5 separate regions of the Mus musculus genome follow, and regions 1, 2, 3 and 4 are each linked to region 5. A link is a loop called in an ENCODE intact Hi-C map of the cell type or tissue named here. Cell type or tissue: left cerebral cortex. All regions are shown on one strand. Region 1 overlaps Msra (methionine sulfoxide reductase A). Region 2 has its middle 3.1 kb from the start of Mir124a-1hg. Region 3 overlaps Msra (methionine sulfoxide reductase A). Region 4 overlaps Msra (methionine sulfoxide reductase A). Region 5 overlaps Msra (methionine sulfoxide reductase A).

The links. Peaks named below come from ENCODE experiments on the same cell type or tissue, not always from the same donor. Only the 100,000 strongest peaks of a DNase experiment are listed, where the experiment ranks them.
Region 1: it touches region 5 in a loop (7-fold over the local background); 4 of 42 quality-filtered maps call a loop at or near these places.
Region 2: a loop joins it to region 5, with 2.7 times the contacts of the local background. A loop is called at or near these places in 2 of 42 quality-filtered maps.
Region 3: it touches region 5 in a loop (2.4-fold over the local background); 2 of 42 quality-filtered maps call a loop at or near these places.
Region 4: it touches region 5 in a loop (2.4-fold over the local background); 2 of 42 quality-filtered maps call a loop at or near these places.

What each region holds. Positions count from the first base shown.
Region 1 is chr14:64,397,983-64,402,982 of GRCm38, forward strand. The region is part of intron 1 of Msra (methionine sulfoxide reductase A); the gene reads right to left. Among named protein-coding and RNA genes, the nearest start is that of Gm52130, 6.1 kb to the right of the region's middle. In left cerebral cortex, no CTCF peak of the experiment used is centred here; DNase peaks (open chromatin) are centred at 504, 2,265 and 3,246; H3K27ac peaks cover 5,000 bases.
Region 2 is chr14:64,582,468-64,587,467 of GRCm38, forward strand. No RefSeq gene overlaps it. Among named protein-coding and RNA genes, the nearest start is that of Mir124a-1hg, 3.1 kb to the right of the region's middle. In left cerebral cortex, a CTCF peak has its summit at 867; DNase peaks (open chromatin) are centred at 653, 1,961, 2,869, 3,526 and 3 more places; H3K4me3 peaks cover 978 bases; H3K27ac peaks cover 4,759 bases.
Region 3 is chr14:64,368,748-64,373,747 of GRCm38, forward strand. The region is part of intron 1 of Msra (methionine sulfoxide reductase A); the gene reads right to left. Among named protein-coding and RNA genes, the nearest start is that of Gm52130, 35 kb to the right of the region's middle. In left cerebral cortex, no CTCF peak of the experiment used is centred here; DNase peaks (open chromatin) are centred at 2,470 and 4,481; H3K27ac peaks cover 4,889 bases.
Region 4 is chr14:64,220,125-64,225,124 of GRCm38, forward strand. All of the region lies in intron 4 of Msra (methionine sulfoxide reductase A), which reads right to left. Gm52132 (a long non-coding RNA gene) reads left to right here. Exons shown (of 3, transcript XR_003951180.1): 1 at 1-1,116; 2 at 2,842-3,039. Among named protein-coding and RNA genes, the nearest start is that of Gm52132, 6.7 kb to the left of the region's middle. In left cerebral cortex, a CTCF peak has its summit at 2,068; DNase peaks (open chromatin) are centred at 33, 538 and 2,903; H3K27ac peaks cover 4,624 bases.
Region 5 is chr14:64,307,152-64,312,151 of GRCm38, forward strand. All of the region lies in intron 2 of Msra (methionine sulfoxide reductase A), which reads right to left. It overlaps Gm52131 (a long non-coding RNA gene), which reads right to left. Exons shown (of 2, transcript XR_003951179.1): 1 at 1,251-5,000; 2 at 1-771. Among named protein-coding and RNA genes, the nearest start is that of Gm52131, 4.0 kb to the right of the region's middle. In left cerebral cortex, CTCF peaks have their summits at 228 and 2,345 (motif pointing right); DNase peaks (open chromatin) are centred at 2,890 and 4,054; H3K27ac peaks cover 5,000 bases.

The DNA of each region.
Region 1 (5,000 bases), 91 kb after region 5:
AGCAAATGTTCACTACCTTTCTAAATAATAAAATACATTTTTCCAGCACACAAACTGATCGCTTTACTCTTACATCAGAACTGATGTGAAATTACATGTCATGAATTATTCATGTCACTCAATTTAATTCAATTATTTTTACTGAATTTCATATCTAATCCATAAAAAAAAAATGTTTAACTCAACCACCCCCAAAATCATGCCTGCATTCTTGAATAATAGATTTCTTGCAAAATTTCAAGGAAGATAAGTGGCTATCTGGTTAGAAATGGCAAGGCAGATCACAATCACAATGATGAAAATAATTTTAACTATTTAGCCATACCTCCTGTTCTATTTACCGACTGATGTCTCATGGAAGATAGCCTATTTAATATCAAACTAGAATCAGAGCAGCAGGGAGAGAGTCTCAGATCCAATTACAGCACCACAGCCATTTAGCTCTTCTACAGAATTCCTACCTAGAGCAGGCAAGTGGCCAGAACGTGGCAGCACCACACCCAACAAAAAGCTCAAGCTGGGATTTGCTGAAAAAGATTCTCTGAATGGCCCAGGAAAAGCCATCTTTCCCCTCTCCCTAGACATAAGCCCTTTGCAGCCCATACCACCATATGCCCTTGCTTCTCTGCCTTCTCTTACCACTTTCCCCCTGGAAATGTTGACACTTGCTCTGATGGTCTTCCACTTGTCTCCTGATCTGCCTGTCCACCCCAAATCCTGGCATCACTTGGGGCCATCTCACCTGTCCACAAAGTTCCTCTACATCTTCGAATCCCTTTTGTTTCCACTCATGTTATAGATACCACCAAATATGTACCCCTCTACCCATGCAGCCCCAGGACCAACAGGCCATTATTTGCCGCTGCCTTGCACAGTCATTCCCAACACACCCATTCTCCGCAGCATCATGCTTCCACTGCTGCGGCCCTACTCCATTCTCTGGGTATGCTTGCCTTTCCACCCAGAGCACAATTCAATCTGTCTTTTTCACAGGCCAGAGATTAGCTTGCTTGCTTGCTTGTTTACTTGCTTGCCTGCCTGTCTCTTTGGGGACAGGGTCTCATGTACCTCAGCCTGGCCTCAAATTCCATGTAGCAGAAATTGACTCTGAACTTCTGATTCTTCTGCCTGTACTTCCTAAGGGCTGAGATTACAGATGTGCACCACTGCACCCAGTTTATCAAGTGCTGGGGATGGAACCTAGAGCTTCATGCTTACTAGGCAAGCACTCCACCAACTGAGCCACGTGCACGTCCCAAGTCATCTAGCTTTGTACTTCCTTTATGCCAGTCATCTAGCTTTGTACTTCCTTTATGCCATAAGTTCCCAGGGACCTGCTCCCTACTGCGTGGCTCCCACAGAGAGGATTGCTCTGACAGAGCAGGCTGCAGGTTCCACTGAGCTCTGGTCTCTTTCCCTTTGGCTTCTGCCTTTTGTCATCTTTCCTTACCAGCTTCAGGAAGCTGTCTCAACTCCTTGAGGGACCTGTGTGCTTGATAGATACTTTAATTTTTTATTTATTTATGTAAGAGTCTTGCCTGCATACCTTGTTTGTTAACACCTGCAGCATGCTGGATAACACCCTTAGCTCTTTCAGCATTACTATGGTAACGCACAGAGTATTCTCTTTAGAATGGTGTCATTCCTCTGTGATAGTCACAATCCCACTTTTCTGGTAGATTCATATCTGTAGTGGCCAAAGGCACAACTCCAAGAGTTGGAGTTGGAACTCATTGATCCTCAAGTAGTTTAAGAATATGTTATGGGGGTAAAATGGTCCCCACAGACTTATATTTTAAAATTTGGCATGCCAGCTAGTGGTGGTATTTTGAGAGATCATGGAACCTTTAGGAAGTGGGCCTGGGGAAGGTGTATGCTTTGAGATTTATAACCATCCTTATTCCAGTCCCGTCTCTGCTTCCTGATCCATAGAGGTGTAGGCAAGCAGACCTACAATCTCCCACCACCGTGAAGCCACCATATCTTCCCTGCTGTGGCGGACTGTGTTCCCTCAAACTAAATCAAAATAAATCTCCACTCCCTTATGCTGCAACCACATCCACCCTCACCAGATCCCTGGACTGTTCTGAGCATCTGCCTCTTCTTCCACCCCAATCTACAGGACACAGCTTGCGGATGCCACAGCCATGGGCTGCTGCAATGACAGGTATAGATTGTAGATAGGCAGATCTGTGCTACATGGAGTCCCTCTCCTGGCTCCAACAAGCCCCCTCTCCACCTCCTCTTTCTCAAACCTTTATATGCCTCAGGATCTCACGCCATCATCTCACTCCTACCTTGCAGAAAAAGCTAGGAACCACCCACCATCACTAGCTGCATCCGTGCCAAAGCCTCATGGCACCCGTACCATCTCAGTGGCATTTTTAAGTTACTAGCTTTCACTGAGTTCTAAAATCCTGAGCATGATGAGTGCAAACAAAAGCTTCCATCTCTCTGTGTGATATGTATTAGTCCACATCTCCAATCCATCAGCCTCTTCCAATTAGTAGAGCAAGCACTCAACTCAACAATGAGAATCCCATAGCATGCTTAGTTGGCTCTAGTAATTGTGCCCTTCAGTAGGGGAATTCTGCCATGGCCAAACGCAGGCTGGGCAATCTGCAAGAATCCATTTTTAACCAATCTCTCAGCTGTCCAGTCTCCTAACAGTGTCACCCATTGGCCAACACACTAGAGCCAGAGAGCCAGAAAGCCCTTTGGGGTATATGTAGCCCATCCAAGCACAGAATAGGGTACAGAGCAGGTCTAGAAAACCGAATGGAGAGTAACTTTCAGAAGAATTGATTAAGTACAGCCAAAACTGATCCCCAGAAATACTGGAGGCTCTAGAGGATGTGGAAACACTGAATTTGCCATCTGTGGCCACACTTCCATTCTTATAACTGATCTCTCCTGTTCCTCTTCTTGCCTAGGGTAGTAGAACTGATACTAAGTGCTGTAGGCTCTGCCCACCCCCATTGGTTTCTCTTGACCCTGACCATACCTTTGTAGGCAGTGCTAAACTGCAGTCATTTACCCTGAATGCACTTCTCTGATCCCAGCCTGCCCCAGGAGCTTCAAGTAGTGTAAAAACAATCCAAAACTTCATTGTCCCCAGCATGCTACCCAAGTCATAATTCTGGAGCATATCCTTCCAACCACGTTGCCTCTTCTGCAGAAAGGCTCAGCTTCACTGACCATCTGGAACTTTCCAAGAATTGAGCACTCAAGACTTTTTTTTTGTCTGGCACAACATCTCTGAACAGTTCTCTCTCCAAGATGAAGGTTGAGTGTGAATCACCATTGGGACCCACATACTGATCAGAAAATCAAATACACAAACAGTGCCTTACCCTAATTGCTTCTCCATCTAAAGGCACCCCACACTTGAGTCATTCAACCCACACCACCAGCAGAAAATGAATGCAACAGGACCTCTGTCACTTCCTCCAGATGCTACGGAATGTGACCAACAAAAACACAAATGGCAGGCCCTGCTGTGTCCTGTCATCTTGTTCAACAAGACTCTTTTCTTTCCACAAAGGCCTGTTCATATTTTATTATAAAGATCTGAATTGTATGGACAAATTATATATCACTATTAGAATATGCCACAAATAATACCCCAGATAATGGGTCACCATGGAGCTAATAGCTTCAGTTCTCCAAAGTGATCTTATGCAGATATAACTCTGCCCTATAAGGAGGCAGAATTGTAGTCTATATAGATGTCCAAAACGCTAAAAGGTGACCTCTGATCCCACATGCTTAGAGGAGGTTTCCAAAGTCCTAGGAACAGAGGTATTTCCTCTGGAGCAGTGGTTTTCAATCTTCCTAATGCTGTGACCCTTTAACACCTCATGTTGTGGTGACCCTCAACCATAAAGTGATTTGCATTGCTACTTCATAATGGTAATTTTGCTACTGTTATGAATAATAATGTAAATATCTGTGTTTTCCAATGGCCTTAGGCAACCCCTGTGAAAGGATTGTTTGACCCCCAAAGGGGTCACAACATACAGGTTGAGAAACACTGTTTTAGAGTCTCCAAAAACTGCTTTAAGTATGGCTATAGACTATAGAGGTCAGGTCAAAAATTGCAAATTGAGGACTATGTCTAAGGTGATGTATTGGGGTACAGGGAAGCAGTGGGAAACGAGGGCATCAAGATGGCTGCAGCTTGGCTGTGGAAAATTTCACAGACTATGATGAAGTATTTGGACATTATTGTGATGTCATGGGACCTCACAGAAATCCCTTGAGTGAAGACATGGCTAGACCCACAGTACTTCCTCAGTGAACTCATGAATGACATGACCTCTGTTATGTGTAAGGGCTACTCTTCAAATAGAGTTGTTGCCTCCTTCTATCTGTTCCTGTGCATGGCACAGGGCTAATACTCAGTTAATGGGTGCTGAATACCTGGCAAAGAGCGTTTATTACTTAGTCTTTTCTATAATGAGGGACATATCTCCACAACTGAATATCCCCACCAAGGCTATCCAAGAAATGAAAAAAGAACCATCACCCAGAACAAGAATGTAGACCCATAAAATCTACAATGTATGCCAAAGATCTGAGGCTCTGCACCCCATCACCATCAGCCTAAGAGGATAGAGAAGCAGAAATAAAACAGTGGGAACTTTCTCTAAAATTGATACCTTTGACTCAGCATCCTCATCATTCTTGATGGATGAAAATTAACATCTTAGAGTGATGAAAGATTTAGTATTTACACTCTGCCCTGCCAAAGCTATGCTTTGGGAGGTCATGTCAGTTCTGGAGATTCAAACTCAGGTCCTTATACTTGTGTAGCATGTGATTTTACCCACTGACCCATCTCTCTAAGCCCCGATCTTACAATCAAAACAAAAGTTTCATTAGAATAGACTCAGTCTTCCTTGTTTCAACCCCATCTTCAAACAACATATTAATGAACTAATGTAGAGAAACAGAATGTGAGCCTCAGTCAAGATAGCATGATGACGCTGGCCAGGAGC
Region 2 (5,000 bases), 280 kb after region 5:
TTTTTTTTTCAGGGCTAATGCACTGATTTTATAATTTATTGTGCATGGTGGCTGCCTCTAAATGAAATTCGGTGAAGGCCTTGTCCGGTTCCTATTAAAACAATATCTGGCACATGAATATGATCATGAGATTCCCCCACCCCTCTGTCCCCTTCTGCGCATATAAACAGTTTCATGTTCCTGTTAGACTCTTAAACACAAGCAAGGGTCTTCTAGACCTAAAGTATGTTGAATGTTATAACTCTGCACAAAGACGAAAAGAAAAACAAGAGATTACCTTAAAAAAAATTCTCCAATGCAAACACAATCTGACACATGCTAAAAATTGCCCGAAGCACTAGTGAGCTATGGTTCCTCTCCCGAGGCATATAATTCATTAGGAAATAATCTCATGCCCTATGTAGCAATTGAACAAAAATATTTATTTGTGGTACTATCAGATGATAAGGAGAACAGGGTTTCTTTGGGAGCGAGGGGGAGGGGAAGCCTGCAGTAGCTGCCCACCATAAGCATTGCAAATGAATCATTAGCCTTCATCCTGCAATCTAGGTCAGCATAGAGCGATGGGAAGATGGGATGGCTTTTAAATCTGCAGTAGGCTCCAGTCAATCTGCTTAGAAGGCACAGGAGGCCCAGTTACACTGGACTGGAACGTTCCAAGGGGAATAGAGATACTCTCACCTGCTGAAGGGACCATTACCTGACCCACAGAGTCATCAAAAATAAAGAAGGCTGTGCCATCAGATGAATTACATTTAAACACACGTAGACTTTAAGCTTTCCTTGTTCTGCTTTTTAAGACCTGAGCAGGATTTGCCAGACAGATCTTTAAAAGAGAGATGCTATCTTCCAGCCTACTGGCTGGAACAGGCTCCTACAACCCAGGTGAGGACAAGGACTTTGCAAATCATCTCCCCATGTTGCAAAAGAAAATGGGGGGCTGGGTGTCCTCCAGCAAGCCGTGGTTTGCTTTCCTTTTGGCTTTCTTTAAAGATTAGGGGGGTTGTACACTATGAATAATTTGTCAGATAAAACAGAAGCAAAATAAATTGACTAGTGACTGCCATCTGATAAAGGAAACTTGCACCAAAGACCCTCTTCAAGGGCCTTCCTCATTCTTCACTCAAAATGAGTATGGAAGGGTGCTGACTGTGGGAGCTCACGCTTTGTGGGTCCTTCCTCAGAAATGCTTATGCCAGCTTTAATGTGATTACTTCCTGAACACGTTATAGACTTAGTGCACTGGGTCAAAGTCCCTGAACTGTCCCCAAGCTCTCTCCCCTCAACACACACAAGCTGGCTCTGTGTATTTTTTTTCTAAACATGTCCCGAAATACAGATCAAACTAGAGAAATGTACGTAGGAGCATCTCAAAATTCACTCTAAGCAAAACGAACCAAACAAGACAAACAGAGCAGGCTACTTCTTTTAGCTTTCCGTAAATGTTTTTGTTTGCTTATTTTAATGGTCACTGTGCCTAGTCATAGGATAGCCTGTGGTAATTCAACATACATTCACAATGGGCAACTATTAATTCAGAGTAATTAGTAACTCCAGGTCCTCAGAATTTTATCATTTCTATATGTTGGAAAACCTGCACAGTCTTCTTTGCCAGTAACCTTGAAAAATAGCATACATTGCTTTAGACTAATGTTACCCTAAGCTACTTACTTCCTTTATTTGGCAAAAAAAAATCATAAGAAAAATATGAAAGTACAAATATGATATAGAAGAAAATATGCGACAACAATAACAACAAAAATGACCCAGGTTTTGTCCTTTACTAGGAATCAGCCTCGCGGTTCTAGAAGGGATTTTTTCCATCTCTCTGGGCCTTGATTTTTTTCTTTCATGTGCATCAGGAAGAGTCAGGCAGCTCCCAGGTTCTATCATTAGCAGTCCAAATGCCACCTCCAAATCTGTTTTCTGCTGTGTTTTGTTTTTGGAAAGACAAGGTAACTGCAGAAGTATCTGCAGTTATTTCCAAAGATGTGAACTGACGTTCACAGAAAGCACACACTTCTGAATCTGCTGAAATTGATATAAACCTTGCAAACGAGGGAGGCTCACTGTAGAAACGATCTTCCAAAATAGAGTTGGATGACTTTGAATGATGATTTTATAAACCTTGATTCTCTCTCTCTCTCTCTCTCTCTCTCTCTCTCTCTCTCTCTCTCTCTCTCTCTCTCTCTCTCTCTTCCTCTCCTCCCTCCCTCCTTCAACATTACTGGAAAGGCCTGAAGAAAACTGGTATCAGAAATACAGGTAGATAAGTAAGAACAAACTTAGCTTATTTGTCTGAATATTTCACTAAGGATAGAGTTTTGTATTCCAAAACTAGAAGGTGACGATAGAATATTCTATTTCAGGACATTTTTTTAAAGCCATTTAAAAATTTTCTGCCACAGGATAAATGACTCCTCCTGAATGCTAACAACAAGGGAAGAATGTGCTAGAGGCTCCGCCATCATATTAAAAATTAAACCGGCTGCATTTCATAATGGGCTCTCTCTTCTCTCTCTCTCTCTCTCTCTCTCTCTCTCTCTCTCTGCGTGTGTGTGTGTGTGTGTGTGTGTGTGTGTGTGTGTGTGTGTGTGCCCGGCTTCCATCTTTCTTCTCACTGTGGAGATTGCACTCAGACACTGTTCATGGTTAACACTGGAGCATCAGCTGAGAGAGGTCAGAACCCTACTTCTCTGAACAGGGAACCACAAATGTCACTGACACATGTCACGGCTTGGCAAATAATATATTTCTTTCCAATCTCCTGCCCCTCCCGTTTACCCACTCGCATGCATGTGCTCAGCTGAAGGGCACCTCTCAGTCTTCCTTCCTTCTCCTTCCTATGGTGGGACCAGCAGGAGGCACGCCATTCACAATGAATTCAAAAGTACTCCCCTTTTGATTTCTGTTGTCTTTATTTTAACCTCAAGAAGGGAGAGAGATTTAACTCAGTCTTTACCCCAGGCTACGCTAATACTTAGGTCATGTCTGAGCTCTCTGGGGAAGCCCTGCTTTATCCCATCCGTGGGGCAATGGTGTCTTTTCAGCGGAGCTGTCCAGCTGTCCAGCCATATGGGCCCCAAACAGCCCAGTCAATCCGATTTGGGGAGGTTTTACAATGTAATTTCTTAACGTGTTAGTACTTGGGGTGAGTTTGATCAGGCGCATAGACAGCCCTTAAGCCCAAGGGTTTAGGTTTTAAGAAGCCATTACAAATGGCCCAGCATCCGTCCGCTCAGACTGGTTAAAAACAGATATGAAATCTGTGGCTGGGGGAGGGGCAAGGACTCCTGACCCCCTGGTTGGAGAAAGTCCCAGGGGTATGCTCTAACTATTAATTCAGCATCAGCTGCCGTATCTACCCCCCACTCCCTTTCTCTTTTTCTTTTTTAACCCTGGGCTCATCATTTAAGGCGTTCCCACTCGGGCCTGCGGAGCCTGTTACAAAACCAGGTCTCCGCTCCCCCACTCCACCCCCACCCCGGCGCGCGCGCCCCACGCAGCAAGACGAGAGAGCCAGCGTCCCGCAATGCCGCAACGGCGCAGGAGAATTGCATTAAAAACGTTCTTAAGCTAAACAAAACCCTAGGCCTATCTGACAGTCTAGCACAGGAAAGTATCCTCCATGTCCCATTGCTCTTCAGTCAAAACCGACTAGACCTCAAGTCACAGCCCCACCCTTTCCTGGTGCAGGGGTTCGAAACTGTCTGCCGAGGAATGCTTTATAGACAGAACATTAGAATAGTCCTAAAGCTAAAAACCTTGATCAAAATGGTGGTAAGTAAGACCAAGTCACCGCAGAGAGAGACCAGCGATTTAGTGGGGACTATTATGAAAGTGGTCAGTGCTCCCAGAAAGATTGCCTAGCGAGGGGCCTTTGCCAACTAGTTACATTTTTTTAATTAAAATCCGTCACAAGGATGTTTTCTAGTTCTTACCCACCCCTCCTAAGATTCTCAATTCTAGAAATTTACAAAAACAGCTTATTTCCTAAGCTTCTAGCCACACAGTGTTGAAGCAAAAAACAGCACATGGGGGAGGTTTTGTTACAGCCGTTCTTCTGTTGGGGTCCTTACCTAACAATTGACAGAAACAGAAATGGCCTTCCATCCAGGGGGCATCCCCGGAGGTCCATCAGGGCTAGGTGGGCGCCGCGGCCACCACCCTCTGCACTGGCCATTGACAGCCACAACATTTAAGACTGCTTTTAGCTTTCCGAGTTTGTTCTCCCCTGTCTAGATGTCTTGAATTCAACATAGCCCAAGAAACAGTTCAGTTTTTTTTGTTTGTTTGTTTATTTGTTTCTTTTAAGTCATCAAAGAAAAGCAGGCGTAGGGAAAGCAGATGGGCCTGCGTGAGCAGGTCGGGGCTGCCTCGCGGCTGCCGCAATAGCCCTTTGGGAAGACAGATTTCTCATCGCAGGCGCGGGGGCTCGAGTGGGGGAAGGTCTTTTTGGTTCGCTCTTATGGGGGACATTCATTCTTGGTCCTTCTTTAAGCCACAGCTAACTCTGCTCTTGGAAAAGAAAAACAGTTACACAGCCACACAAGTACAACAAAAGGCGCCTCCCCGAAGTGGCTCTCCACGTCCGCAGGACGGGTGGCTGGACGTGTAGACGCACTTTTGTGCCTCTGTAATCTCGGACGTCCATCTGGCCCCGGCGGGCGAGGGCGGGCGGGAGGGCGCGGGCAGGGGAGGAGCGCGCGCACGCAACTAGAGGCGCGAGCACGCGCGCCCGCTCTCCTTCACTTTCACCTTGACTGCGGGGGGGGGGGCGTTGGTGGGGGCGACAAGAGACTATGGTCCTCCATCCCCCCACCTTCCGCCATTCGTCTTCCCACCCCCAGCACTGTCCTGCCCAGACGCCAGCCTAGGGAGGGGTGAGGAGGAGGCTGCACTGGCGCTCGGGTCGCCGCACCGCCCCGCAGCCTCGCGCTCTCCGCAGTGACAGCAACCACAACCGCAGCAGCACCCAGCTCCATCCTCACCAGCCTGGC
Region 3 (5,000 bases), 62 kb after region 5:
GCTCATTGTATACACACACAAAGCCTATTATCAGTCTAATGAAGTGGGCTGAGCTTCTGAGGAAAGGGGAAGGCTAATTAAAACCAAGGATGGTTTTATATGCACCCTCAGGTCTGTTTTGAAGAAAATCTCATCTCAGAGCAAATTGGCCATCAAGAATTAGGGAAGTAAAGATCAGCTGATGGAGCATTGATAATGGAAGGTTTACAGTCCTATGTCCTTAACATACGTACCAAGACACGGCCATCGCATCAGCTCTCATATAGAGAATGAAACACAAGACTGAGACATTCCTTTTTTGGCATAACTATCATTAGGAGTCTATGCCCATCCTGAATTCTGGCCAAACTGGTGTCCTGACCCAACCTAAGCACATAAGAACATTCTCCATTCCAATGTTTTTCTACTACATCCTTCCAACCAGTTAAGTTCCCTCCAAGCCTTCCTTGACACTCCTTGACAAGATTCCTCCAGTCCCTGCCTCCTTTCTTATGGCTCCCAGCTGAAGCAAAGAGTTTATTAGGATTTATCACCCTGACATATCATTCTCACACTCTGCTCCAAACACACACACGTACATACACACACACACACACACACACACACACACACAGACTTCCACATATATACTAGAGAATAGTATGGGCTCCATCAAACTCTAGCACCAGTCATGACAAGGTCATATAAAATATTTCCTGTTTTTTTCAACCTGACTTGAACCATCTGGCAGGATCTCACATCCTCAGCCACACTGTTTGTGCCACACTGTCGCTATCTGCATTGTAAGTAATCAGTGATATTGCCTGCCTGCCTCAGGCCCAAGGGACATCTGGAAGAGGACCAGACAGGGACACAGAAGGACAAGGAAAGATTCTCAGGAGAATAAAATAAGAACATTGCATGTTTAAACCTTGTGCACATCTTATGCACTGGCTTCAGAACAAGGGTGAGAACAAAAGCCGGTTCTTTTGATAGAAGTCAAATTACCAAGCCAGACAGAAAAACAAACTCACGGATATCTGTCAATCAAACCAGGCCATAATTGCTATGTGAGCCTGCTTTTATTATTATTATTGTTTGTATCTGGAGAGTTGAGGTCATATATTAACACATTAATTGAAATTTTGGTCATAATTATCATGTATTAAGCTGTTGATTACATGGTTGCATTTTGAATTTTTTAATTGGTTTGTTTCAATTGATAAAAGGTAATTTGTTTGGGGAAGATGCTTCAAGTTATGTATTTAATTATCATTGAATAGATAATTAATATAGAGTAGCAATAGTAAACAATGGCTATGGTAATTATCAGGGAATACACACATTTATACAAATAGGACAAATGAATGTTCTCTCTCAGGTTGCTTTGGTCTTGCTCTGTGCTGTGGTGCTGGCCCACAGACTTCACAGACCTAATTAGTGACATCTCTGTCTCATTCACTTCCTCTGATTTGAAGGAGCTAGAAAGCTCTGAGGACAATGAACATCCTAAGAGCTGCATCATAGCTGCCATCCCCTTTTGCAGACAGCTCAGAGCGTGTTCCTGCATCCTCTGTCTATGCTCAGAATTCCCATAGTACTTGATAGATTTTTTTTTTTTTTTTGGTATGTATGCCTGTGTGTGCACACACATATGTGTGGTGTGCCAAAGATCCCATCAGGTGCCTTTCTACTTCCAACCTTGATTTTGAGACAGGGTCTCTCACTGATCCTAGAACTCACCATATGAGGCAGGTTGGCTAGCAAACTCCCAGAATCCTCCTGTGCCTTCTCATTGCATCCAGCCTTAGGGTTGCAGGAGTGTGCCACCATGCGGTTTTTATAGGGGTGTTGAGGATCCATTCTGGATCCTCATGCTTGCTCAGAAGCCACCTTACCTACTCAGCCATCTTACCAGCCCCTAAACAAAATGTTATATTAATTTGTTCCTGAGTTCCCAACCTTATAAAGGAATCACAGCCTAGGGAGACTAACAGTTCCCATCAGGGTGTGTACTGGACAGTTTTATGTCAACTTAGAACAAGTTAAAGTCATCAGAGAGGAGGGACCCTCAATACAGAAAATGCCTCCATAAGATCAGGCTTCAGGCAAGCCTGGAGGGCATCTCTTAGTTAATGATTAAGATGATTAATGGGTGAGGGCCCAGCCCATTGTGGGTGGTACCACCCTTGGGCTGGTGGTCCTGGGTGCTATAATAAAGCAGGTTGAGCAAGCCATGAAGAGCAAGCCAGTAAGCAGCACCCTTCCATTGCCTCTGTATCAGCCCCTGCCTCCAGGTTCCTGTCCTGTTTGAGTTCCTATCCTGATTTCCTTCTTGATAGACTGAAAGATGAAAGTGTAAGCCAAATATACCCTTTCCTCCCCAACTTGTTTTTTGGTCATGGTGTGTCATCACAGCAATAGAAAGCCTAACTAAGACTGGGTGCGACTGAATGCAGTAGAAACCATCCACTGTAAATCTCAGGTAGAGTTGGCAGATTACTCAGTGTTTTATCCTGCACCCACGACTGAGAGAAGCTCCTGGCCTCAAAGAAATAACCATTAGCACTAAGGATTTAATTTTAAACTTCTGTCTTCCAAAATTATAGTTCTGAACCAAACCCTGAGACCCCATTACAGTCTCCCGATTCCAGCATCCCGCAAAGGAGACAGCAAGAGCCAGCAGGTGGCTCCCAGCAGTCTTCCTGTCCTGAGTGGTGCCGTCATCACACACACACACACACACACTGAGAGAACCCAGGGCTGCTCTTGAAGTTGTCCTTCATAGCCCTGCTCTCTGACTACATCTCCCCTGGCACCTACCTCATCACTTGAACTCCCTGGGTCAGAAGAGGGGTGACCTGCTCTCCCCCTACTGCCCCCACAGATAATCAGGCCTCACTCCATCCACAAGATCAAAATAAAACAAATGAGGCCACAGAACTAAATTCTCAGCTTGACAAATGGGTAGGGGGAGAAATGGCCAGAATACAAAGTGAGTTACTGAAAGAAAGACTTGGATGGAGGAACTTAACAACTGTTTTTTTAATTTGTGTGAAAAAGTCATTAGTCCTGGAGATCAGTAAGATCATCTGAGTGTCTAGAAGGTAAAGGAAATATCTGGTTTCTTTGGTCTTGTTCTAGAATTCATTTTAAAATATTTTCCCAACATCTATAAAAATGTTAAAAAAAAAAAACTTCTTTTTTTTTACATTTATTTTATGTGCTCATGTGCACCTGTGCGTGTGTGTCTGTGTGTATGCACATGAGGCTGTCAGAAGATGACTTAAGGAAGTCAATTCTCCCGTACCATGTGGGTCCGAGGCCAAACTCAGGTCATTAGGCTTGGCAACAATGCACCTTTACCCACTAACCTATCTTGCCAGGCCCCCAAAAACCTATCTTATAGTTGTCTTGCATAAATATCTTTGATAGGAAAAGCCAGTTTAATAAAGGGAACATTGCTAGCTTTAAGTGATGTAGAGTGCCAAAGGTCATCTCATTTTGATCTCACAATAGTCCTGTGAGGAGGAACACAGGCTGGACCATCGAATTGTTAAGACTTAAAACTAAGGCCGTTTGCCTGTAACCTGTGATGGGCTGGTGCTGACCACAGCACTGCTGAAGAAGGCAGGGCACCTCTTCCCATACAAACAGGAACGAAACCAGTGTGACACACCCTGAGGCAGTGTGCTCCAAACATCAGTCAGGCCGCCCCTGAGAGTTCTCCCAGCTGCCCTACTGTTCGTACATTCTATACATAAATGTGACAGGGCACATAGTATAAGGACAAACGTGTTCTCTGTATTGTGAAAAGGAGTCAGCACATACAAGATATAGTGTATTAACACATACACACACACAGAGTTGGTGGTTTGTTTCTTCTGAGTTAATGTGCTCCCAATCCAGATGCCTCCGGAGCAGTACAAGGTTGCCTCTGTTTCAAGAAGTGTGTAAACCCCAACACATACAGGATGAGGGAAGGGTGCCAGGGATGGCAACAAGAGAGGCTCAAACACCCCAAGTTTCAGAAACATGGCTGACACCTGAGCAGGTGTCTGGGGGCAAGCCTGAGCCCCAGAATAAGGGACTGGCTTGGCCCCCTCCTGTCTTAGTTAGGGTTTCTATCTATTTTATCTGTATTTCATACTGTTATAAAACACCATGACCAAATGCAGCTTGGGAAAGGGAGGATTTACTTCAGCTATGACGCTTGGGCCAGACTCCATCTCTGAGGAAAGCCAGGGCAGGAACCTGGAGGCAGGAACTGAAGCAAAGGCAGTGGAGGAAAACTGCTTACTAGCTTGCTCCTCAAGGCTGCTCAGTCTACTTCCTTATGCCATCCTGAACCACCTGCCCAGGGTGGCACCACCCACTGTGAATGGGGAGCCTCCTACCTCAATTATCAATTTGGAAACTACTTGCCTGCAGGCCAGTCTTATGAAGGCATTTTCTCAGTTGAGGTTCCTTCTTCCCATATATGTCAATGTTGTGTCAAGTTGACAAAAACCCACCAGCACACCACCTCCTGTTTAATCTGCTAGCTGGAAATGAGATGCAAGGCAGAGTTTAAATATGTTAATCTGCTTTCCCAGATTGCAGGCTCTCTGAATAAAGAGCAATTTTAAAGACTCAATTCCTGTCTCGGCTCATTGGCATTTTCAAGTAGCAGAAAGCAAGGAGATCGGGTGTTCCTGTTACAAATGTTCAGCATTTATTTCCCAAGAGAAGCCCTGACCACCACCCCAGTGGTTAGGAAGCCAGAGCTCTGTTCACAGAGAAGGTGGGTACTTAACAGCATGGCAAGAGCCAGAGGGTGAGGAGGAGTGCTGTGTAGCTGGCTTCTGGAGCTGACAGGGCCACTGCACTCTTGAGCTCACTGCAGCTGTGACTGCCTGCCCAAGGCTGAGCACATCAACATTCCAAGGAAGATGAGGGAGGAGCTTATGAGGTCCCAGCCCTAGCTGAAGAACTCCTGGAAGTTAATGGTTGCTAGGGAACTGGGAGGGAGGGGTGTCTTT
Region 4 (5,000 bases), 87 kb before region 5:
AAAACATTTGCTTTTATAAATACATGGGAATCTTTTTTTTTTTTAAGTCTGAAGGAGAAGGGGGTGGAGGAGGAGAGAGCAAGAATAGCAACAGCACAGCAGCAGGACTGTAGGTTTTCACTGGGGTTTATACTAAATTTACAAAATAATCTAAGAGGAAGTCTAAGCGAAGTCCGTTCATTACTGGATCTTCCAGCTGCCCCATGGCTAAGTGAACACAATTAGAGATTCATTAACGACACTCACCCTCAAGGAACCTCTATCTGAAATTCTCAGGGATGAACCTAATCGTTTATCTTTTGCTCATGCAAAGTTCATTTAGTAAAAAGGGCTGCTAACCCCTCCTGCCCCCTGAGTGCCTAGGGGGCCTAGCTTGGTGGAGGCTGATGTCTCTTTGGTAGGTTGCTTCCCTACTCAAGTTGCTTCCCACTTTTAGAGCTCAGGGGCTAGGCTGGAGTTTTAGGAGTTAAGACTGGAAGTGGCAGATGTCTTTTTGCCATATTCCATTGGTCAGAACTCAGTCACTTGACCACTAGAAGAAGAGGAAATCCCAGAGAGCTGGGGAGAAGTGAGCATTCCTCAGTCATTCCCTTTGCTTCTCTCCTTAACTTAGGTCTGAAGGAGGATCCCTACCCATGCCAGTACAAGGCAGATTAGAGGCTGTAACAGAGTGTACATCGCTAACGGCAACACTTGTGAGTTTGACACCAGCATGTGCTACATGATAATGAGTTCCAGGTTGCCCTGGGCTACAGAGGGAGTAAGAAATGAATAAACAAGCAAAACACATAAAAACAAACAAAACTACAGTAGTTGCTCCAACACGCTGCAGTTTCTGAGTAGTGCACTGTTCAGTAGCGCATGTGCACCCAGTGAGTCTTTGTACAGACTCTTTCCCATGCTTTTCTCATTTATGAATACTAACTTGTGTTGCATACCAGTAGCCGTGTTTTTCTTTTCATCTGTCCAGGAAACACCCTGTTCGGTTTTCTCGGTTAATGCTGAACTGCTGAACCATGTGCTCTGGAATCCACTTGGTCATGGATCCTGTCTCAAGATGCCACCAATCTCAGTTGGCTAACAGCCCACTGGGGATTTCTGCAAACATTCTCCTAGGTGAGACTGTACTGTGATCTTGCTTTCTCCTGTGCTCAGATGTGGGTATCAAGATTCCGTTCTCTTCAGCCCTTGGAAGGCATCCCACAAGCCGGCAACTATTTCCCTAGTAAATGTTGGTAAAACTCATTGAAGCATGTGATCTTATCAAGTATGGATTCAGTTTCTCTAAGGATCCCAGGGTTGTTTCATTCTGTTGGGCCCTATTTTTTAAGGGGTTTATTTTCAATGTAACTTTTTGTCTCAAGTTCATTGCTGCAGGTGTCCTCTGAGTCTGGCAGTATGTCCAGTGTTTGTATTGAGATTCCATGTTTTTATTCTTCATACTGGGATTCTCGGCCCTGTTTTATTCTTTTGTTTGTTCTGTTGTTGTTGATCAACTATTCTAACAGTTAACCAGTTGAATATACATATAGGAAGTCTTGGCTTTCATGTCTCCTCTGCTGTGGTTTGAACTCCACATCATTGGTTTATGTTCTTAATGATCTCTTTCCTACCATTTGAGATTACTTTGTGGTTGGTTTTCTTGCATCTTGAGATGGATGCCCTTCTGTCTTCTCACAGATGGGTTTACGATCTGTTTAGCCATGCCCTGTGAACTTGGATATATATATAGTACCCTAATCATTGCCTAATTAAAGCATTTTCTAATTTTGTTCATGATTTAGCCTTAATAACTAGGTTTGCTAGTGATTTTTCTTGTCAGCACAGTGAGAAGCAACTTAAAGGGGATTTATTTTGGCTAATGGTTTGAGGGATATGGTGCCATGAAGTGGAGAAAGGCACAGTGGCAGAACTTTCGATTCTGCTTGCTTAGCTCACTGGACAGCAGGGAGCAGAGACTGGACGAGAAGCAGGATCCCACTGTAAGCCTCAAGACCTGCCCCACAGTGGGCCACTTCCTCCTCATAACCCTCACCTCCTAAAGGCCCCACAACCCCAAAACAGCACCACCAGCTGGGGGCCAAGTGTTTAAATATACGAGCTTGTGGGGAAATTTCACATGCAAACTAAAATACTAAGATAGTTAGAAATTAAATTTTCTTTTTAACATAAGAGAACTTTTCTGGATAACTTTCTGCTACTGGTTTCCAGTAGAATGCAATGGTGGTAAGAGAATTCTAATCTATATGATTTTAAACCCTTTAGCCACACTAATCTTTTTTCTGGCTTAGGGTATGCTCTGTGTATGACTGGAAGGGCAGGCCATTTTTAGGTACAATGCAATGCTTCATATGTTCAGGGCTCTGAGGTGCTCACACCTTTGATGCCATTGGTAAGGACCCCCAAACCCACATTTTATGGTGCTGGAGAATTCTCTCAGAACATGGGCGTCTCCCGTCTTCTTCTGCCTGTCTTGCTCCTGCTTCCTTTCTTCTTAATCTGGTCGTTCCTTACAATCTGTCGGCTGTTGCATGTGATGATCTCAGTGCATTCTAAATGTTCAATCCAACATCCTAAATCGTTTTTAATTTGTGAGCTGAATGGAACAGCCCAGCCTGACATTATTAGAGTCTAGGAACTCCAGTTCCCACCAATGATCTCAGCTCTGATCTCCCTTTCCTAATTTAGGACTCTCGTTTGAAGTGTAGTAGTTCTTCTGACTTCATATTTTATTGCTGGAGTGTAAAAATTTTCAGATTCTAAATGATGATGTAAAATGTGTGTGATTCCTCTGAATGTTTCCAAAAGCCCAATTATCTTCCTCTCGCTAATCCTTAACAGCGTGTATGAAATTGTAACGGACACCGCAGGAGTTCACAGACACTGGCAAGTGTGCAGCTGGTTCCAGTCACCACAGGTCATGCTTCCTGCTCTCTGAAATCATCACTTAACAATATGGAATCACGTGCCTTCCCAGAGGAGGAACACAAGGCTTGGAACTGAGCCCAGGGGAACAAATTCCATCTTTGTCACATAATGGTAATGTACTAGTAGGCTCCAGGCAAATCCTCTTGCTTCACTGGGGCAGTCTGTCCATCTGCAGAATGGGTCTAACTTTCACAGGTTCCTTTAAGAATCCAATAGGATTTTACATGCATACGCTCCCAAGCACCGTGGTCAGCATGGGAATGCTACCCACTGAGTCCTTCAATCAGTTTGGAGGAAAGGCCGAGCAAACCTGTTCCATATAAGCATTCTCTGAAAGGGACACTCGAGAGTGCAAACAGCAGCGATGCTGTGCACATGTATGATGGTGCTATGCGGGGGAAGCACACTTGAGAGAAGAATTAATAATGAAAAAAATACCAGATTCTTTGTTTCATTTTTCTCTGTTCCCTGAAATTCTTTAAAGAATGAAACCCCTCTCAGAATCTGTAATGCTGGGTTTGAGCCACTTTTCCATTTTGTGTGTGTGCAGCTGTTTGTTCCCTCCCTGCAAGCATGCACATCTGCTCATTAGCAATACAATATCATTCCCACTGTCTAATTATTTGCAGATGATAGATTTCTTATACATGATCTAAAAAAAGGATAGTCCTTCAAAACTGGTGACTTATTTAAAAAAAAACTAACTTAAAAGGGTCAGCACAATAAAGTTCAGATATTAATTTGGCAAGTTCAAATATACACACACCAGCACCTAATTACCCACTTGATGGGAAACAGGAGGAAAATGGGATATTTCTCCCTGCAATTAATGTTTCCCAGTAGACAGCATGGGGGTGTGCATGGGGGAGACACTGGCTGCTCTTCCATGCACCTGGAAAGAGGCTATGGGGCAGCCGCACTGAGACGGCTGGAGTGATGTTCACAGAGGGAGTGGGCAGGACACCTGTTAAAACTTCTGGCCTATATAAGTTTACCTTCATACACACACACACGGACACACGGACACACACACACACACACACACACGGACACACGGACACACGGACACACACACACACACACACACACACACACACACAGACACACACAGACACACGGACACATGGATACATAGACATACACACACATATACACAGAAAGTCCTTGGGACTTTCCAGCCTTAAGTGTAAGCTGAGAAAGCCTGCATGTTTTTGCATTTTTGTTGCTGCCCTTACTCTCGCTGGCAAGTTCATCTGTCTTGTTGCTGAGGCATGCCTTCACTAGAACCCACTTCTTCAGGACTTCAGTATAGACTGAAGGCCAGCAGCAATCCAGAAATTCTCTAGGCCTCCAGTGCTAGATTGGGACTGCAGTGACATCCAACTGCATGAACTCAACACTTACAATCTCAGTGTCTCCAGGATGAGACAGCCATTATTGGACTACCTAGACCACACCCTATAAACCAGTCTGATAAGACACACACACACACACACACACACACACAAACACACACTCATTATATCAAGTTAGAAAACCAGGATGTATACCAATCATTACATTTGGGGTAAATGCTGAGAAGGTCAGGTTTGTTGGTGTACAGCTACACAGGCTATGAGGGCAGGGAGTTCTACTTTAGCTTGGGAAGGTCAAGAAAGGCCTCTTGGAAGACAGTAGAAATCAAGAGGACAAGAAGGAGCCATGCTTGTCAAGAGCTGTGGGCAGACTTAGCAGTAGTGCCAGACTAGAGCAAGAAAATGTTTCTGTTGTCTAGAAGCAGAATAAAGAAATGAAGGTCACTGTATTTGGGATGCCCTGAGCAGAGAGGGGGCGTTAATCTAAAGTCATGGGTTAATCTGAGGTCACATTGGCCACTTTAGAGTTTATAAATGGCTCCAAAGGGAATGGGCAATCAGAGAATGTGTTGAAGCATGAGAGAGGCTTGTTTTGTGATTTAACATCTTGGACAATAGATCAGGAAAGGGTAGCGGTACAGGACCTAGCAGGCTTGGAGGCCACTGAGAATGGAGCTCTCCCTTATAATCCACATAGACTCCGCCTCTTATTACCCT
Region 5 (5,000 bases):
TAGACCAGCCTGGCCTTGAACTCACAGAGATCCACCTGCCTCTGTTTGCCTGGTGCTGGGATTAAATGTGTGCCACCACCTGGTACCCTTGGGTCTTCTACACGCCGAAATGACTAAAGTTGGTATAAAAGTGATGCCTAAACCAATAAAGTGTTGCTGTGGTAAATGACATCTTATTCCTGCCAGGAGCACCCTTCAAGTATACACAATTCCCACCTGGACTCCACTTACCACACCCTACCAGGATGTGGCACCAACAGCCCATAGGTCTATGGTAGCTATAACGACAGCCCATCCCAAAATTCTAAAAATTACACAGATTTTTTTTTTCAACTTGACTGTGTGGTTCTTATACATGAACTGTATAGATGACAACATTGAATTACAGTGGAAAGAGATGGAAATGCTTTCAAGAATCATGTCTCTTCTTTCCACTACAGACAAGCTCCATGCTGTCCTTGTCCCCCCTCTTCATCCAATACACTGTATATAAAAGGGGCAGGAACCTCATCTAGCAGCACCCTAGGTCTCTCAAAACAACATGGCTACCCTTCCTCAGTCACACCACAGGCCCATGTTCAGAGGCCTGCACGCCCCATCCCTCTGTCATCAGGCCTGTCTGCATCTAGGAATAAAATGGAAGTCAAGATCAGCAACAAGAGAAAAAGATGCAAAAAACAAACTTACCTTAAACTATATCTCCAAAGCTAGGGATGTGGGTGGAAGAGTTTCTGCCTAGCAAGCAGGAAGCCCTGGGCTCCATCTTCAGTCCTGCATAACGGGAACGCAGAGGTGCATGCCTAGAAGCCTAGCACTAAGAAGCTGGAGGTAGGGGGATCATGAGTTCAAGGTCATCCTTGACTCCTAGCCACTTAGTGACTTCAAAGCCAATCTGGGATATATGAGATCCTGTCTTAAGAAAACAACAAAAACAAAAAACAAAAGTCTACAATAACTAAAGACTGCCCTGGAAGGTGCTTCAAAGGACTTGGGGCAGTAGTTCTTAACCTATGGGTCATGATCCCCTTAAGGGGAAAGAGTCAAATGACTCTTCCACAGGGGTTATGTATCAGATATCCTACAAATCAAATATTCACGTTACAGCTTATAACAGCAAAACTATAGTTATGAAATAGCAATGAAATAGTGTTATGGTTGGAGGTCACCACACCATGAGGAACTGTATTAAAGGGTCACAGCATTAGGAAGGGTGAGGACCACTGAGCTAGGGAGAGGTGCTATCTAATTACCCAGTGCTTCCTCATCTTGGAAGCTCGCTCCAGTTCTTAGCTTGCTGTCCCATCAGTCTTGTGGGCATAGAAGGCCTGCTTAATTACAAGCATTCCCAGTCATTCTCCTCAGCCTTTCCCCTGGAATGCGTGGCTGCCACTCTTCTCCTCCCAGACCCAGCTTCAATAGTTTTCAGTCAAGGTTCAGGGAGAAACCCGCCGCACCGGGATTTGATTATTTACCAACATAATGTTGGCTGCAAGCCAGCGAGACACCAATACATTTTCCTTTGAAGCCTGACATATTGCCTGCTGTTTCTAAGTCTGTTTTCTCAGCTGGCCAACAAATAACCAGGACTGTTTAAAGAAAAAAAAAGTCACAATTCCAGGTGGGGAGGGGAGTGCTGTTCTCGTGATGGGTTCCTCATAGAGACACTGAACTCATTCTTCCAAAGTGACAAAGGTGTCCCCAGGAGTGGAGCACATTATCAGGCCTCTGACAGCTGCTGGTCCCCATGCGTCTGTGACCAGTTTTTCTGTATATTACTTTGGGAAAGGCCTGCAGAGGTCTGGCCCTGGTGGCAAGGTCAGCAGGTGGCAAGGGTATCAGCGTGTCCCCTGATGTCTTAGGATACACTGGCATGTGTTCTCCTTGTTGAAGGGCCCCCAAGACAACCTGACACAGATCATAGGTCTCTCAGAAGCTGGTTGTCTCAAAAAATCTACCATGAGGCCATTAGAAACCTAAGAGACAATAGGGGACAGCAGCTGCTGTCCCTTTCTAACAATCAACATTAAAGTTCTAGTCCTTTTCTTTAAAAGGAAAGTTTAATTGAGATGAGAGTCTCATTCTCTCACTATACAGCCCAGGTTGGCATAGGACTTGTGACCCTCCTATCTCACGCCCCTATATTACATGCCATTACATGTGTACACCAATGTGCAGTTAGACATTGTTGTCAAGGACAAGCTTTCAGATTTGGAAGTAACGGTTTGGGTGGCAAATAGATGCTCAAAGACTGTACTTTAAAATCTTAAAGGTTCTTTAAAAAAATTCTGGGTATGGATATGTGCCTGTTTGTGAGTCTCTGTGTGCATGAGTGCAGGCACATGAGGAAGCCAGCAGGGGGCATCAGATCTCCCTGGGCTGCAATTACAAGTGCTTGTGAACTACCCAACGTGAGTGCTGGGAACCAAACTCAGGTCTCTGCAAGAGGACTGTGCTCTTAACACTAGTCATCTCTCTAGCCCTAAAGTGTCAAATAACTCCTCTTTCAACTCTAGTTATGACCAGCATCTCTTGTCCTTCCTTTACCACACAGCCTTCTCCATTAGTAAGCTTTTTTTTTTTTTCCTCTGATAGATCCTCTTGCCTGTGGAGAATTTTCCAGAGTAGGAGTAGCTGTTCTGAGCTGACAACACTCCCCTGACCTGGGGGCTATAGCCTAATGCTCTGCTGAACAGAGTGGCCCACAGCCACCAGCTGTCACTTTCATTAAGATATTGGGAGCGGAGAAAAACCTTCCTGAGACAGGCATGGAGATCTGGCCAAAGTTGTTCTCAGAAGGGAGAAAGTAGGCTCGGAGCTTGGCTGAGTCTTTCATCTCCAGATGCTTCTGTTTCTCTGCCCACTTCACAGGACACTGTGCAGATTAGAGGGAGGGTGGCCACAGGGCGCTCTCAGACAGCACAGACAAAGGCATTGCGTAACTGCGAAATGTTCGCTTTCACTTTTGCAGAGTGTCAGCTGCCTCTAACCTGTGAGTGAGCATTAGCAGCAAGCCTGAGGGGCAACAGGGACCTGAGGCTGTGGCCTCCCCATAACATCAGCCCAGTCCACGAAGGGAGCGGGAGAAGACCTGGGGAAAAGATAGTTACTGACAGACAACAAAAAGCAGAATAAAAAATAGCTTGAGTTTAAAATAACTTGCTGAGACTGAATGCCAGGGACTTCGTTTAAGGAGCCGTCTCTGATTGCTGGGCACAACACACCTCTGTATTTTCTCACACCGGTGTGGCCTCGATCCCTCAAAGCCGATCTAAATGCTAACTGCAGCTCCGCAGTCACCAGCAGACTGGATCAAACCATAAAGCTGCCATGCAGGCATTCCGCTCAGCACATTGGACTCTTCAGTCACTTGATGAAGTTACAGTTGGTGACACTGTTTTGGCATAATGTATTGAGACCTCCAAGGCTGAAGGAGGAGTTTGGACAGGTAAAAAGTACCACTGTTGCTCTGGGTAACTGACAGGCAGGCAGATGTAGCCAGTGCTGTCTGCATTATTTGCTACTAAAATCGAAGGGGGGTAGGGGAGAGCTGGAGGAGTCTTTGCATTTTCCCAGCAAAAGCTGCATCTCAAGGGTCCTTCAGAGCACTCTGGGAACACACAGGAGTTTACAAATCAATTTACTAAATTGGCTTGGCTGGAAATCATGCTTTTGTATGTGGATCCGGCTGAAAGGCATTTTTTAAATCTATCGGGCCCTAGTGAGGCTCCTTCAAGCAGTGCAGAGAAAGGTGACATCAGAAAAAGGATGTCAGTTCCAAACCAAGTAGTCTCTGGCTCAAACCCTGCTCCAAAGGCCCGGCCACCCTGAGTAAGTCACATGACCTCTCTGAGCCAACTGCCTAGCTAGCCCACCAGCCCCTTGAATGCTGGCAGGGTGAAAGTCAAGCGCTGTCTCAATCTGGCCTTTTCCGTGTAGCTATAGGTGACCCAGATGACAGGAGCCCTCCCCACGCCAACCGTTCTCTCCTCTCCCATAGACAGGTGGACAAGTGACAGGAAAGGAGCAGAAAGCTCTGGAACCCCCATTGTGCAATGACTGCATACACTTAGCCAAATTGGGAACTTCATTTAAGCAGCAGAGAGAGCCAAGCTGCACTTCTAAAGACAGAATTTTTAGATGTCAGGCATATGCTATTTTGGGTTCTGTATAATTTTGCCCTTTAGATATTGTGAACTTGAATTCTGCAAGCGGTCTGTCTCCTTTTGTTTGTTCAGTGGTTTGTTTTTTTCAAATGAGCACTCAGATGTATAGCAGCCCTGCTGCCTCTGACCCTGATGCAAGTGCCAGGATCCTAGGCATGGCTACCACACTTGGAGTCATTTTTTTTTTCACACCACACCTATCAGCCAGTTGGCCAATTGCAGTGCACTTCCCAGGCTCCCGGTGACAGGTGAGTCTGAGGTCTTGAGTAGAGAGGAGGTAGAACAAAGGGCCCAGACCTAGAGAGGCCCCAGATCCATTCAACAGAAAGCTAAAGCATGGAGAGGGCGGTGTATTGCCCTAGGTCAGACTCTGGTAGGGTTGTAGCAAACCTCTGAAAACCAATAAGGAATGGAAAAGAAAAGGAATCTCAGCACAGAGTCACATGCCCTGATGTTTTCAACTCTGAGGTCAGTGAATGTTAGTTCCTACTACGTTGCAGGGGACAGCAGCCTGCTGAGACAGACCTGTGTCACTTGTCACTCCCAACAAGATATTAGTCATCACTCTGTCAAAGATGCCTGAGAAAAAAGTTAGTGCTCATGGGTTGAGTCCATGATGGTTCAGCTCATCATCTGAAACCTGTGGTAAGGCAGAGGATCATGGCATGGTGGCCATAGTACAGCAAAGTTGATGATCTCATGGTGGCTGGTAAGCAGATATGGGGGAGGACAGGCTAAGATCCCAATAGTGGCTTCAAGGGCACACTCCCAATGACTTAACTTCCTTTCACTCTTCCCCCTCTCCCCACAGTGCCACCAGCTGAGCTTCTGGGGACA